Regions from separate parts of the Homo sapiens genome. Here region 1 is linked to region 2. A link is an interaction called in ENCODE POLR2A ChIA-PET data of the cell type or tissue named here. Cell type or tissue: PC-3. All regions are shown on one strand.

Evidence for each region. Peaks named below come from ENCODE experiments on the same cell type or tissue, not always from the same donor. Only the 100,000 strongest peaks of a DNase experiment are listed, where the experiment ranks them.
Region 1: POLR2A ChIA-PET joins it to region 2 with 5 read pairs; 4 of 35 experiments call an interaction of 5 or more read pairs at or near these places.

The regions. Positions count from the first base shown.
Region 1 is chr3:141,794,706-141,798,705 of GRCh38, forward strand. All of the region lies in intron 4 of GRK7 (G protein-coupled receptor kinase 7), which reads left to right. Among named protein-coding and RNA genes, the nearest start is that of GRK7, 33 kb to the left of the region's middle. RefSeq lists enhancers at 2,125-2,184, 2,855-2,974. In PC-3, no CTCF peak of the experiment used is centred here; no DNase peak of the experiment used is centred here.
Region 2 is chr3:141,480,958-141,484,957 of GRCh38, forward strand. No RefSeq gene overlaps it. Among named protein-coding and RNA genes, the nearest start is that of RASA2, 4.1 kb to the right of the region's middle. In PC-3, no CTCF peak of the experiment used is centred here; a DNase peak (open chromatin) is centred at 1,504.

The DNA of each region.
Region 1 (4,000 bases), 310 kb after region 2:
AGAGGTGATGGGGCTCAGACCACAGAGGGAGTAGTGGAGACAGAACGCAGTGGATGAATTGGGGCGATATAATATTTCAGAGTGAATAGGCCTCAGTGATGGTTTGGATACGGGGTTAAGGGAGATGGGGTGTCAAGAATGATTTGTTAGATAAGGCTGTGTCACAAGCACAGACTTAGACCCTGAGTACTAAACAGGGAACCAGGCAAACAAAGACCCTGAATACTAAACAGGGAACCAGGCAAACAAATGCCTGCCTTCATGAAGTTCCAGGAGAGGAAAGGGATGGACAAGGACATGGGCAGTGATAATACGGTGTGATCAGGGTTGTCTGAGCTGGGTACATAGGAAGGGCACCCAGCCCAACATGAGGACCTGGAGTCACAGGGTCAGGAAGGGCTTCCAAGGGGAAGGGACAACCAAGCTAAGACTTAAAAGACATGAAGCCAGACAGGTAAAGAGGAAGGAGCATGCGCTAGGTAAAGGGATCAGCAGAGCTCAATAGTCCTCAATGGCGGGTGATTGTGCCAAACTTCCTGGGGATACTTGGCAATGTCTGGAGACAGTTTTGGTTGTCATGACTGGGGAACTGCTACCAGCATCTAGTGGGTAGAGGCAGGGATACTGCCAAACATCTTACAATGAATAGCACAGCCCCCAACACAAAGCATATTCAGCCCACAACATCCACAGTGCCACACTTGAAAACCCTGGCATAAAGGCCTCGCAGCACAAGGCCTGAGGCTCAGTCGCAGAACAGAGTGGCTTTGCAGCTGGCTGCAGTGTGGAGTCATGAGGTGGGAGGGGTGACTAACGATACAACTAGAGAGTTTAGCAGACACCAGGCCCTAGGGGCTGGAGGAGTTGCACAAGGGGAGTTTGAACCTATTGGCAAGGGTGCTGGGGAACCGATGAAAGGTTTTTAGCAGGGAAGTGACAAAATCAATCTTGGGGCCAGGTGTGGTGGCTAATGCCTGTAATCTCAGCATTTTGGGAGGCCAAGGCACAAGGATTACTTGAGCCTAGCAGATGGAGACCAGCCTGGGCAACAAAGCGAGACTCTGCTCTATGTTAAAAAAAAAAAATAGCCTTGGAATTACATCAAAGAGAAGGAGTTAGAATGAGCACAGAAAGGCTGGGAGGGAAGCAGAGGACTCAGGGAACTGTGGGCTTGCACATTGTCTAATGGAGTCACGGGAATAAGGAGAGGCTGGGCCAGGGGGTCTGCAGGATGCGGCAGGAGGGGGCTGTCATGTGACATGATACAGTTCAGGGACCTAATGGTTGCCGTGTCATCTAATCTAATATAGACACATGTTAGAAGCTCAGAGCATTCATTTAGATCATGCGCAGCTGATGAAATATAGTCCTGCAGGTCAAGGAGAAAGGAGCTTGAGCATTTGAATCCTGGTTCTGCCACTTACTCTGGCTGCTGTGTACAGATGTGCAGGCTGACTCCCTGCATGGGAGAGTGGGGGCTGACGTCACATGGGAGGCTGGTTTGCTCCACGCACCAAGACATTTGGAGTGCCTTCTAATTGGCACAAATGTACTCATGGGTTGGCCACAGCCCTGCACATGATCTTACACAAGTCAGACTGCTTCTCTGAGCCTGCTTAATACTGCCTGCCTTTAGCGTTGATGAGAAGATTAAGAAACAAAGTAGATAAATGCCTAGCCGAGGGTCAGCCACTTGGTAGGCACTCAAGAAATGATTGTACAAGAAGCTCCAGACCTTCAGTCACAATCCCCGCTGTTGCAATTGTTTCTGCCTCACCTGACAGGCACTGTAGTTGCTCAGGTGACCTCTGCAGCTGTGCTTTGTTCTCTGCGAGGCACAGGGAGCCAGCGGGACCCCAAGGCTGCAGCAGTGGGCAGTGGGTGAGCAGCTTGCATCTGGGTTGAGCCAAGCAGACACTCACAGTTGTCTTGCTTCCTCACAGCTGTGTGGGGTTTCATTTGTGGTTTTCTTCTGAGCATCTTAGAGGCACCGTGGAAAGTATGCCTCAGCCTGCTGCCAGAGAGATTCATAGCACATGAAACCACTGAAGAACACGCTCAAGTGAAAGAACGGGAACTATTGATCTCTGACCATGTGCCAGGCCCTGCCTTTCAGTCTGATGGAGTCTTGTGTAGCTGTCCTGCCTGAGACAACCAGAACCCAGGCATGGTAACAACAGCCGCTAATACATACTGTGGTAGCAGGCCTGCTGTGCGCCAGGTTTTGGGTCGACACCCAATCTGTTTTATCGTTTTAATCTTCGTCACAGTCCCATAAGGCAAGAACTGTTGAGGCTCAGAGGGGTTGAGTAAGCGGCTGTGGGTGACCGGCTTATAACTGGTAGAGCTGGGATCTGAACTACAGCAAACCAACGCCAGTGTGGGAGCCATTTCACCCCAGACTCTATGCCTGCAAAAAGTGTTATTGTGACGACCCCTCTTTTGGGCTCCCTGTGTGGGCTCTGTGAAATGGGTGTCCTTCCAGGGGTGTCAGGGAGAGCAGGAAGCCGCCTCTGATGGGATGCGCCCTCCCCGCCCAGGAAGTGGCGGCAGAAAGCGAGCCCTGAGAAGCCAGGGGCAGGAGCGGCCTCCGCGCGACACTGCGGCGCTCCTGATTCTGCGGCCTGGGGCCGAGCATGCGGGGCGGGCGGAGCCTCGAGCTAAGTCCCCTGGGGTCCCAGGGCCGCATTCCTCCGAGGTCTGCAAAGGCCACTGCTTAAAGGCGCAGAGGAGCAGCTGGGAACGAGAACAAAGCGGCCAGGCCCCCCTCGGAGGAAGGAAGGAGAGAGCCCCAGGAAACAGCTGATAGCGCTAAGCTCAGCTTGTTTTTTTCCTCTGCTCAACAGTTCTCCTGCCACGGCAAACAAAACATGTACATTCTGATTCCCTCTTCTGTTTGGATTGTGCTGTCGACTGGATCTGGTTTGTGATGAGCTGGGGGAAGAGGCATCCGCGGGCGATTTCTGGCTCGGCGTGCCAGTGTGCTTTTGCTGGGCCGCGCCGGGATCGCGGAGCTTCCTCTCCGGCTCCTTTCTCCCCGTCTGCGTCGCTAATCCAGCCTGGCCCGGCCACCCCAAGGGAAGACACGGCCGTTTCTTTTGATAGTGGAATTGGAGGTTGCCAAGTTTTCAGATTTAATGGGAGGTGGAGGGTTGCTCGTGTCCTTGACCTTGAAGGACCTGCGCACACTCATACTTTTTCATGGACTTGTAAAACTGTTAAGAGGTGAACTGTGCCCTCTCAGCTCCACCAGAAGCCCCTCCATGTTCTCTGCACTGCGAAGGTCACAGTCTGGTTCCTGGTTGTCCAGAGCCACACTGGGACTCTGTCCAGGGCCAGCCTGGGCCCTGCCAGTTCGGTTCAGAGTGACAGCTACAGGGTCAATGGAAGAGGCCAGCACCCAACAGCAAGAACAATGTAGGGGGTATCTGGACGGGCTTGGGATCTTAATCACACCTTAAGGTGTCTACCTTCCCCAATGTCTGGACACCTGTTGGTGACAGGTGGCCCTGATGGGACTAAGCTTGAGATTACTGTACTAGAAGGACTTCCCGCTGCCCCTGAGGGGATGGGGGAGGGGCACTGGCACTGCCAGGCGTGCTAAACCCCGTGAGGTCTGTTGTTCGATGTCGCCCAATGCTGGGTATACTTGGTTTTTGCCTGACCAGGTGTTGACTGTGTGGGTCTGGAAAGGGCACCATAAAACCCAAAGTAAAATAAGGTAAAACCCAGAAAAGGATAAAACACATACACACACACACACCCACACACCCCTCCACTAAGAGGTGCTGATACTCGGGCAATCCCTACAGCCCTGGGCATGGCGGTTCTGGTCACATGCACTGAAGGAGACGGTTCTGATGCTGCTGAGACAGAGGCGCAGGGCCCTGTGTAACTGCAGGAGTTAAACCCAGCTGTAAGAGGTCAGCGTGGTTGGACCTGCTCCACGCTGCTTGGCGCGTTCTCTCCTCCCACCCTACTCTGAGGAGGCAGTTCACAT
Region 2 (4,000 bases):
ACATGCTGCCTAGATATTTGGTCATAATAACAAGTATGAAAACACCTTGCAACTTTGAAATCAGTTTTCCCAGCTTCTACAACCACCCACAAAAAATTGTATCTAGCCTACGTTTAGAACACAGATTATGATCGATGAGCTTCTGCTCTCCTTGGCTGTCTCTGACAAAAATGAGCTGCTTGTGACAGACGCAGCCCCAGCCCAGTGTGAGGATTGGAAACCTCAGACCCTGACTCTTTCCCTTTCTCCTTCCTTATCTGACTCCTGAGCTATTATTGCCTTTTCTCTGCACCTAAGCTTTCTGCAAAGCCCAGACCCAGCCAGCTGGTTCTGTGGTCTGCTCTGATTTCCCTTGTGGATTTTAAATTCAGAATTCTAGGCTCATTTGTTAGCAGCTTCTCTGAACACATTATCTCATTTATTTGCTCATTCATTCATTCGTTCATTTATCAAACATTTAATAAGTGCCTTCTGTGTTCTTCTATATTTTCTATGCGCTAGGGAGGCAAAGACAAAACATTGTCCAGTCTTTGAGATGGTTTCAGACAGGTAAACAAACAGGAATAGTAAATGTGTTATGAGCACTACAATGATTATGTGTATTCTTATATACATGGTACATAATGGCCTAAAGGAAAAAGAGGCCAGTTCTGTGAGACAAAGTCAGGAGGTGAAGATTGGGCATTAAATGTATTGAAATATTTTCATTTGAACTTAGGCACTATTATTGGAAGATAAGTATGTTGATATGGTGAACAGAGTTGGCTGCCTACTCCATGTCTTACTGCTCCCCTTTCTGTGTCACAAGAAAACACTGGTTTGGTTCAGGCTTCAGGTCTCAAGTAGCAATGTACTTTGGGAAGGAGGGTTCATCCCCAGACCCAGGGGTATCAATGTTGCTTAGACTAAGAAAATTATATATTCCTTGTGATTGTAAATGAGCCTTAAGAAGATACCTCATGGTGGTGATTTACAGGAAAGCTACCTGGAAAAGCGTTCCTCCCTAATATTAGGTTGGTGCAAAAGTAACTATGATCTTGCCACTGAAAGTAATGAAAAAGACATTTTAGAAAAAAAAAAATACACCTTCCTGCCATTGGATGTTGAGATATTTGGAGGTACAGGAGCCATATTGTGACCATGAGGCAAAAGCCAAAAGAATTGCAAAGAAGCTAACCCAATAAAGTCCTGTTTATGAATGAATACAGAGTAGAAAATGAAACAAGTGAATGGCTGCACAACATTTCCAGTTTTCTTTTTACACTTATTGTTTTGTATGTTTTTATTTGTTTGGTTGGTTTTGAGTTTTGGGGGTTTTTGTTGTTTTTGTTTTTTGATTTGTTTTTTTAATAGATTTGGGGTCTCACTATGTTGCCCAGGCTCGTCTTGAACTCCTGGGCTCAAGTGATCCACCCAACTCGGCCTCTGAAAGTTCTGGGATTATAGGCATGAGTCACCATGCCCAGCCTACACCCATTGTTTTGTTTTATCACTAAAATGACAAGAATGCACTGCAGATGGAATGGATATGGCAAAATAGTTCAAAAGGAGGGGGATTGAGAAATAACTGAAGTCACACTGACCTAAGGGCATCAGCTGTATTGTGCTCAGATATTCAGGCCTTTAAAGTTCTCTTGCAAGAGGTGACAGAATTTGAAAAAAAAAAAATTCTATTTTTAGAGACAGGGTCTCTCTCTGTCACCCAGGCTGGAGTGCACTGGGATGATCATAGCTCACTGCAGCCTCAAATTCCTGAGCTCAAACAATCCTCCCACCTCAGCCTCCTGATTAGCTAGGAGTACAGGCAGGCACGTGCCACCATGCCCAGCTAATTTATTTATTTATATTTGTAGAGACAGAGTCTCACGGTGTTGCCCAGGCTGCTCCTGAACTCCTAGCCTCAGGTGATCCTCCTGTCAAAGTTGGTATTACAACCGACTGTTGGATTACAGGCATGAGCCATCACATCTGGCCTTGAAAATATTTGTACCGAAGGAGTTGGAGGTTTTAAGGTAAAAATTTGTCCACATTTTTGTCCACACAGCCTTGTCAATGGCCTTATTTGGTCTTCAAATGAAATGTTGAAAGTATGTTTTCTGAACATTTAAGGTCTCTCCTCACCTCCTACCACTCCAATTTTATTTTTTAAAATGCCAGTTGGATTTAGAGATTTTTTTTTAATAATGTAATTAGTGCATAATGCTTAACATCAAACAGTACTCTGATGGGGCAAATGGGGAAACCAAGTCATCAATGATCAAAGGAACTTGCTTTCCCACCAGTCCGGCAGAAACAGTTCTGTCTCATGAGTGTCCAGCCCTATGAAAATGATCTACATTTAAATATTAAAAAGAAAGCACATTTCTCTTCCTCCTACTCGCCAGAAAAAATGTAATAAATAACTCAAGGCCAGGAGACAACCCCTTACAATGCCATGTTATAGGTTGGTGGGTGCTGATTCAAAAATATGCCGTAACAGACAAGTTATGGAATTAGTTTCTAGCTGCAGGTTATAGTCTTCTTATTAAGAGACAATGTAGTTTTCCTACATCATCTGCCATAAAGCAAGCCAATGTATGGGTTGAAATGACTGAATGAGTTTAAAACTGGTGAAGAAATAGGAAAAGACATAGTAGTGAATGGTTGCTCATCAGAACGAAGAGTGGTAGGGATAGAAGGGATGGCCTTTAAACACATTCATTAATAATTTGAGGAAGGAAGTGAAGTTCAAGTTTGTGATGATGCAATATTGTTCCAGTTACTAAACATCATGAAGAAAAGAGAGGAACTCTAGATGAATTTAAAACATAATGCAAGGGCAATAAGGGGAATGAGATGTAACAGCCTTCTCGTAATTATACTGTATGTCTTGTTAGTCTTTAGAAAACTTTATTTTCGGCCGGGCGCGGTGGCTCACGCCTGTAATCCCAGCACTTTAGGAGGCTGAGGCTGGTGGATCACGAGGTCAGGAGATCAAGACCACAGTGAAACCACGTCTCTACTAAAAACACAAAAAAAATTAGCCGGGCGCAGTGGCGGGCGCCTGTAGTCCCAGCTACTAGGAAGGCTGAGGCAGGAGGATGGCATGAACCCGGGAGGCGGAGCTTGCAGTGAGCCGAGATCGCGCCACTGCATTCCAGCCTGGGCAACAGAGCAAGACTCCATCTTAAAAAAAAAAAAAAGAAAAGAAAGAAAGAAAGAAAACTTTATTTTCCAAATATTTTATATTAAGGAAACATTGACATTACCCAAGATCTCTTCAAAGTAGGCAAGTATCAGTAAAAACAGAATAATTAGAAGTGACTTCGGATGAAAAAGCAATGGAGTTTGGGGATTTTAGTGAAACGGTATAAGTCCGAAATCTGCAAAAGGAAGACTGTCTGGAAGAACAAAAAAGTGGAGTGTCCCTTTATGTAAAATTGTTTTCATACCTTTAGTGACCATTTAGTAACAGAGTTATGCACTTGGGGTTAAGCTAGTGAAAAGGAAGGGAAGTTAGAAGATTTTGACACTAATGGACAAAGATATTGATACTTTGTCCATTGGATACGTTTGTCCATTGGATACATTTGTCCATTTGTACATTGATACTTTATCCATGGATACATTTGTCCAAAGGTTCAAATAATTTCTCTGTTTATTGGAGAAAGAAATAGATGGATGAGGCATCGCTTGGCCAAGCAGGAGGAAGGCCAGAATCAGGCTGGTGAGAAAAGGGGCTCAGTGTGGCTGGAGATCAGAGGAGTCAGGTACGCTGGATCCAGTTCCAACTCTTGGCTGAAGAATTTGAACTTTAGTCATTTCTAGCATTGTTCATTACCTGTAGTGTGCTCTTGCTAGCTGGCTGAAGGGATAAATGAAGCCACTGATGTCCTCTTGAGCAGGCAACTGATAAGCTCCATTTTTTTTGTTAGGAAAGTTAATTTAAGTGGTATGTAGGAGGAATGAGAGGGATGGGGGACTTATTACCAGAGTTCCAGTCAAAAGCATGAGGTCAGTT